Linked DNA regions of Homo sapiens: region 1 is linked to region 2. Evidence: read pairs that join two places in POLR2A ChIA-PET (ENCODE). Cell type or tissue: MCF 10A. All regions are shown on one strand.

What was found. Peaks named below come from ENCODE experiments on the same cell type or tissue, not always from the same donor. Only the 100,000 strongest peaks of a DNase experiment are listed, where the experiment ranks them.
Region 1: POLR2A ChIA-PET joins it to region 2 with 5 read pairs; 4 of 35 experiments call an interaction of 5 or more read pairs at or near these places.

The regions. Positions count from the first base shown.
Region 1 is chr12:96,104,599-96,108,598 of GRCh38, reverse strand. LOC105369923 (a long non-coding RNA gene) reads right to left here. Exons shown (of 3, transcript XR_945238.2): 3 at 1-618. Among named protein-coding and RNA genes, the nearest start is that of LINC02452, 66 kb to the left of the region's middle. In MCF 10A, no CTCF peak of the experiment used is centred here; no DNase peak of the experiment used is centred here.
Region 2 is chr12:96,414,664-96,418,663 of GRCh38, reverse strand. No RefSeq gene overlaps it. Among named protein-coding and RNA genes, the nearest start is that of CDK17, 16 kb to the right of the region's middle. In MCF 10A, no CTCF peak of the experiment used is centred here; a DNase peak (open chromatin) is centred at 2,063.

The DNA.
Region 1 (4,000 bases), 310 kb after region 2:
AGCTGCTCAAGTGGCAGGGCGTGGGGGAAGGGTTTGTCAGCCTGCAGTGACCTTAGGGTTGGAGAGGAAGCAGATTTTTGCTGCTCCTGCTGAAGGCTTCCTGAAGGCGGGGTTCCTGTTGTCTGCTGTTCTTTGGCCTTCCTCTGGGCACAGGCTTAACCAAGGTGCTTACATGCCGGCTCCTTGATTCACCCTCTGAGGCTTTGATTTCACGGTAACTTCATTTCCCCGACGTGGAACCCAGCTCGCTGAAGAGCTAAGGCCAAGACCTCACCGTGTGAACTTCTGTAGTTTCTGGCTTCAATAGCCGAATTCACTTTGATTCTAAAATTGCTTTTTTGAATTTAGAATGGTCTCTTTGTTACCTCCTTTCTTATTTTCTGTTTTCTCCTTGTCTCCTTGGAGTCTGCTCAGTTATCGAGGAACTGCAGTGCTACTTTCAGAAATGTTCTCGGGTCGAGTGCTGGGCGCCCTGGGTGACCGCAGCCAGGTCCTAGGCTCTTCCTGAACCAAACATCCAAACCCCAACCCATGAGGGGAATTGTGTTCCTCTTAGGAAGGATCCTGGTCTGCTTGGGGTGTCTGTGACTGAAGCCTGTCTTGTCCAATTCTCTCATTCTGGAAAAACGGCAGTAAGAAACATTCACTGGAAGATTGTGGAGGTTTAAGTAATGGGAAACGAGTGTCTCTGGTGAAACTATACTTCTATGGTCCCAGTTCCTGGCCTTCATCTTCCCTGCTAGCCCAACTAGGCTGTCCCCTCCCCTGCCTTCCCCAGACCCCATCACAGTGGTGTTGGAAAGTGGAATAGCCAGTGGCTGGGGAAGGAGGCTTTGGATTCTGGCAGTCCTGCCTTTAACTCCCGGCACCATCACATGGGTTTGTTACTCAGTTTCCCCATCTGTAAAATGGGGACGATGATCGCTATTCCAGCGATTTGCTTGGAGGGTTGAATGAAACAACAGAGGTGTAAAGAGAACTTTTTATGTATCAGAATTCCTCTTAGGAAGGTAGAGCTGTCTTTGTTGAGAAAATACTTTGCTAAGTTCAAGTAGGAACCGAGATCCTTCTGGCCGGAGGTGGGAGGGAACGCTCCCAACAAGACAAAGGGAGGATTTTGTTTGCAACTCCAGGGAGGAAGTGGGGGGCCAGGAGAGGGCGGAAGCCCAGTGCTCCAGGAATGACCCCTCCCCATGGATACCGCACTCCCATCCCCACCCTCCACCAAAATCTTGAATCAGGTTTACTGAATTCATGGAACACTTGAAGTAATGAGGAAAGCAGAGAGGGGCTGAGTTGTGTCTCTGGGGAGCTCTGAAACAAAACCATAGTAGCATTTCAGAATGAGAGGGGATGGAGGCAAAGGACAGCTAAGGACAAAAGACACAGGACCCCGGGCTGGGCGTGCTGGCTTACGCCTGTAATCCAAACTGTTGGGACACTTTGGTAGGCCGAGGCAGGTGGATCACAAGGCCAGGAGTTCAAGACCAACCTGGCCAACATGGTGAAACACCATCTATACTAAAAATACAATAGCCGGGTGTAGTGGCAGGCACCTGTAATCCCAGCTACTCGGGAGGCTGAGGCAGAGAATTGCTTGAACCCAGGAAGCAGAGGCTGTAATGAGCTGAGATCATGCCATTGCACTCCAGCCTGGGCAACAGAGTGAGACTCTGTCTCAAAAAAAAAAAAAGGAAAAAAAAAAAAAAGACGCAGGCACCCTCCTAAGAAGAGATTGGACTATCAAGGGCAGCAAATCTGAGAGGTAGGGGCACCAGCCACAACCTGCATATGCAAGAAAACAAATTGTAGTTTAGTATCATTAGCCCCTGTTTCGTGCCTTCCTGGGTCTTTCCTTCTTGACCTTCCATCTGGTTAGACATTGCTTCCTTCAGGAAGCCTTCTCTGATTTTCCATACATGGGTAAGAACTGTACATTCTGAGCTCCCTTGTTCATTTTCATCCTGGAGATGTCACCCTGAGTTATAATTGCTCGTTTGGATGCCTGGTCTCTCCTACCAGACTATACACTCCATGGGGTGTACATCTTTTACACCACTGTGTTCCCAAACCTGGCATAGCACCTTGTACATCTGTTTTCAATAAAATACATGTTCAGCAAATGACAGTCTCATAGAAAAAGCCCAGTCTTTGGTGTTCTATAAAACCTGGGTTCAGATCCTGACTCTGTCACTTAAAAGCTGTGTAACTCTGGGCGTATTACTTAACCTCTCTGAGCCTCACTCATCATCTCTGTAAACAGGTGTAAGGTACAAGGTCAGTGTGAGGACTCAATGGGAGGAAATGTGGAAAGTGTGGTGCATGGCCACAGTCAGCACTCAGCAGATGTTGGGTTCTCATCTCTGTCTCCTATATTTAACACATCTATTCCAGCCACATGTCCCCACCAAGCCAGGGCCCTCGGCACCTTATAAAACCTCCTACTTGTTACCTTACTTCACACTGTCTGTCTCAGATGTATTAAGCTCTTCCTTTGTACCAGATACTGCTCTAAACTAGGTGTCAGCAGACTACAGCCTGTGAACCAAATCTAGCCCCACACCTGTTTTTGTATATAATGTCCATGAGCTAAGAAAGGTTTTCACATTTTTAAATGGTTAGGAAAAAACTAGAAATAATATTTCATGCCACATAAGAATTATTTGAAATTCAAATTTTAGTGCCCATAAATAAACTTTTTTTTTTTTTCGAGACAGCTTCTCACTCTGTTGCCTAGGCTGGCGTGTAGTGGTGTGATCATGGCTCACTGCAGCCTTGACATCCGGGGCTTAAGCCATGCTCCCACCTCAGCCTCCCGAGTAGCTGGTACTACCCGTGCGCCACCACGCCAGGCTTATTTTAAACTTTTTTTGCAGAGATGGGGTTTAGCTATATTGCCTAGGCTGGTCTTGAACTCCTGGGCTGAAGTGGTCCTCCTGCCTCTACCTCCTGAAGTGCTGAGATTATAGGCCTGAGCCACTGCACTCAGCCATAAATAAACTTTTATTGATATATAGCCATACAAATTATTTTTCATCTTGTCCATGGCTGCTTGTCTCTTTGGGCTGCTACAACAAAATAGCGCCTTATAAACAACAGACATTTATGTCACACAGTTCTAGGAGTGGGGAAGCCCAAGATCAAGGCCCCAGCAGATTCAGTGTTGGGTGAGGGCTTTCTAGTTTGTAGAAAATTCATTTCTAATTCATTTCTAGATGATACCTTCTCCCTGTGTCCTCACATAATGGGAGAGGCTAGCTAGCTCTCTGGGGCCTCTTTTACAAGGGCATTAGTCGCAGTCTTGAAGGCTTTACCCTCATAGCCTAATCCCCTCCCCAAAGCCCCATCTCCTGATACTATCACCCTGGGGGTTAGGATTTCAACATGCGAATTTGGGGGGACACAAAACATTCAGACCATATCCTCTGCTTTTTTTTTTTTTTTTTTTTTTTGAGGCAGAGTCTTGCTGTGTCACCCAGGCCGGAGGGCAGTGGTGCGATCTCGGCTCACTGCAACCTCGCCTCCCGGGTTCAAGCGATTCTCCTGCCTCAGCCTCCCAAGTAGCTGGGATTACAGGTGTGCATCACCACGCCCGGCTGATTTTTATATTTTTAGTAGAGATAGGGTTTTGCCATGTTGGCCAGGCTGGTCTTGAACTCCTGACCTCAGGTGATCCGCCCGCCTCAGCCTCCCACAGTGCTAGGATTACAGGCGTGAGCCACTGCACCAGGCCTATAGCTTCTACTTTTGGACTACAATGGCGGAGTTGAGCAGTTGTTGCAGAGACCATATGGCCCACAAAGCCAAAAATACTTACCATCTGGCCCTTTTTAGAAAACGTTTTCCAACCCCTGTTCTAAGCAGTGCCCACACTGATGACTCTCAAGCCGTCATAAGCCATGTGAAGTCAGCCCCAGTACTTCTCATTCTACAGTGGAGGAGCCCGAGGTGGAAAGAGGTTAAGTCCCATGGCCACAGTCACACAGTGGTAGATGGTAGA
Region 2 (4,000 bases):
AACTCAGGAGGCGGAAGTTACAGTGAGCTGAGATCACACCACTGTATTCCAGCCTGGGGAATAAGAGAGAAACTCCATCTCAATTAAAACAAACAAAAAAAAGGCATCTTGTTATATTTCCTTCCAAGTTTTTGTTGCAAGCAATTCTTTTTCCATAGTTATATATATGTTACATAGATATAGACAGACAGAAATCTTAACTCCATATCTTAAGCATGTTTCCATGTTTCTTCACTGTTCTAGTGCAGATAGCACATGGTAAGTGTTTAATAAATATTTACTTGAATGAGCCAACACAGTACAGTCAAACCTGTACCTTTGAAAATTGCTTATATAAAGAATTTTTTTTTTTGAGATGGAGTCTCGCTCTTGTTGCCCAGGCTGGAGTGCAATGGCCTGATCTTGGCTCACCACAACCTCCACCTCCCAGGTTCAAGCGATTCTCCTACCTCAGCCTCCCGAGTAGCTGGGACTACAGGAATGTGCCACCATGCCCAGCTAATTTGAACCACACCCAGCCAAGAAAATATTTTTATGTAACAAATTTACTTAATAAGATGCATTTACAGGCTGGGTGCAGTGGCTCACACCTGTAATCCCAATACTTCAGGAGGTCAAGGCGGGCGGATCATTTGAGGTCAGGAGTTTGAGACCAGCCTGACCAATATGGTGAAACCCCATCTCTACTGAAAATACAAAAAAAAATTAGCTGGGTGTGGTGGCAGGTGTATGATCAGGTTTCAGAAAAATTGTCTCATACTGCTCAAACCCCAAGAGGCTGTTTTTTGTTTGTGTTTGGTTTTGGTTTTGTTTTGAGACAGGATCTTGCTCTATTGCCCAGGCTGGAGTGCAGTGCCTCTATCATTGCTCACTGCAGCCTTAAATTTCTGAGCTCAAATGATCCTCTCACCTCAGCCTCCCAAAGTTCTGAATTACAACTGTAAGCCTCCTCATCTGACCCCAAGAGCATGTTTGACATGCTCAGCTACTCAGGAGGCTGAGGCAGGAGAATCGCTTGAACTCGGGAGGCAGAGTTTGCAGTGAGCCGAGATCGCCCCATTGCACTGCAGCCTGGGTGACAGAGGGAGACTCAAAAAAAAAAAAAAAAAAATGGCAGGGTGGTATGGGCAGTTATTATACAGAATAAATAACTATATATCATGATAGTTCAATAGTGCTTTCTTGGTAAGAATTAAAATTATATGTGGCATTATGTTTACAGATAATCTACTTATATTGCATGTAGCTAAAATTGAAAGAGCAAAAAGTGCTTCTAGGCTTAGGTATCCCTTGGTTTGATATGCTTTGCTAGAAGGTTATGAATGTGAAAGCCAGATTGCTTACTGAGCACCTTGATTCTGGCTCATGGCAGCTAGCAGAGAAAGAACTGAAAAAACAAAAACAAAAACACAGTTTTATATTATATTATCCTAAGAATTCATGAGACAGTGTGGTGGTTTTGTTGTTGCTATTGTTGTTTGTTGTTTTGTGAAGAAGATTCAATCTGAAAAGGCTGGAATTTTCCAAAAGCTTGTATTTGCCCTAACACTTCCCATCCTGAAACATCTGACAAGGCTTCTAATTGCATTGCTAGGCACAGGAAGCCACATGTAATGTAAGCCTCGTACTTTTTAAATGGTCAAGTTGAATTATGACTTGGAATAAAGGAATAATAGGGAATTAGCCCCTTTGCCAAATAAAATACTCTATTCTGAATTTACTGACATTTCATCTATTATTCTGAATTAGAACATGGAGTAACTTGCAATTATGCCATTTCTGTTTGGCAAAAAAGTGCCATATCTCAGTTCAGTCATTTTCTAATGCTTATCTGTCATATATGAGTTGAAATTTTTAAAAAGAAATTTTGTTATTCCCTTTTGGAAACCTCAAAGGTTCTGAATTACTTAAAATGGTAGAGAGTTACTTCCTCAAGTAAAAACTCTAATTGCAAACAGAACCTTGAGACTATAGTACACATGCAATGTTTGGCAATGCATCTGGTTTTTCTGCTTTGATGAAGAAAGAAGCTCAACACGTCACTATGTGTCACGGCTTTCTATAGCATCTTGCAAAAGCATTAAAGTCCCTGCCAATAGTCCTGAAAGATGTTTTACCTATAGCTGCAGACGTCATCAATTTCTCCAGATCCCAGGCTTTGACTCATTGGTGTTTAAAGAGATTTTTGTCAAGAAATAAAAGCAGAATACATGAATAAGGTAAGGCTTTTGTTCAGCATAAGATCCTGAGGTTGCCATTTTGGAAACCGACCAGAAAAAAAAAAAAAATCTGTGAGTCCTTTTGGCTAAGTTGCCACTGAGGGAGAGGAGATTGGGAACAGACAAATATGAACAACTTTTCCACGCCGGAGGATATTCTCCTGGCTCTGTTTAAGAGTGATGAAACATGTTGATTTCTCACAAGGTAGAAATCTACAGACTTCCGGAAACACTGCAGAATACCTCTAAAGGTTAAACTGGTTTGACCTTAAAATTGGAATGGTTATTTTAACCATTTTCTTGCTGACATATGCAACATAGATGATGCAGACTTTGCAAAGATGACCAACTTTGTAGATGTGAGGAAATGATGCAACTGCATTAGCTTGAAGGGTCCTAGAGAAATCCAGTGCATCTGGACTTAAACCTATTCATTTGCGACAACATACTTTTGTTAATCTGGGCTTTCTTACATTTGTTGCTATCAAAATTGATAGACTTACCACAAATGACAAGCATATTACCATGTAAGACTATGCTGTAATTTCTTCTCAAGTCAAGTAATGGCAGCCTTTATGTTGAAATTTGCTTTGGGGGAAGAATTTTAATTTTTTTCTTTTGTATTTGCTCACTGAATTTATTTTAGATTACTCCATTTACGTGAATAAACAAGAATGAGAGAAGAAAATTTTTTATAGGATTTTTTTTCTGTGTGAAGAAGTCAATTTCTAATACAATAAGATAAAATATGTGCCAAAATTAGGCGGGATGTTTATGTGCATTTTTGTGAGAAAGTGATTCTTATCTTTGATCAGGTCAAAAGAGGTGAATGACCCTCTCCCACCAATAAACAGGGTTAAGAATTGCTCGTTTAAACACCCACTTTAGGCTGGGCACAATGACTCACACCTATAATCCCAGCACTTTGGGATGCCAAGGCTGGAGGATTGCTTGAGTCCAGGAGTTTGAGACCAGCCTGGGCAAAACAGTGAGACCCCATCTCTACAAAAAATACAAAAATTAGCTGGGCTTGATGGCATGCACCTGTTGTACCAGCTACCTGAGAGGTTAAGAGGATACCTCGAGCCTGGGAGGCAGAGGCTGCAGTGAACTATTATCATGCCATTGCACTCCAGCCTGGGAGACAGATGGAGACCCTGTCTCAATAAATAAATGGCGACTTTATTTTATAGTGAATAAGTGAAGCCCCTGGAACATCAAACATTTGCCTAAGGTGACACAGCTAGTAAGTGTTAGGACTGGAATTTGAATCCAGTTATCTTATGTCTAAGGCGTAAGAGACATGTACTATATGAACTACTATATATGTAGCCATTACATTTCCTCAATGGGGCATCCCATAGTGACATAAGAAAGTTATTTGGAACCAGAACAAATCAAACCAAACCAAACCAAAACAAAACAAAAAAACAACCAATAAAACAAACAACAAAATTATGTGAAAGTGAAGTCTTTTGTTCCAAATGTGTGACTATCAGATTTTCTCAACCTTGACTTCCAACCTGTCCAAACCTGTGCTAACTGCCAGCTGCTTGGAAAATCCATCTGCCACCTACCGCATCTTGTTCCTGCTTGTTTTTCTTCTTTAATGACAGATGTCCCAGTTACAAATCCAATAGCAGATTTAAGCATCTGAAATAACCAACACCAGCCTTTACCTGGGTGTGTCTCTATTCTCAAAACCCAAACTCTGGCTTTTCCTGGTGTGTCACTTTGCCATTGTCTGAACTCTGGATATAATACTTTATACTACAGTTTGG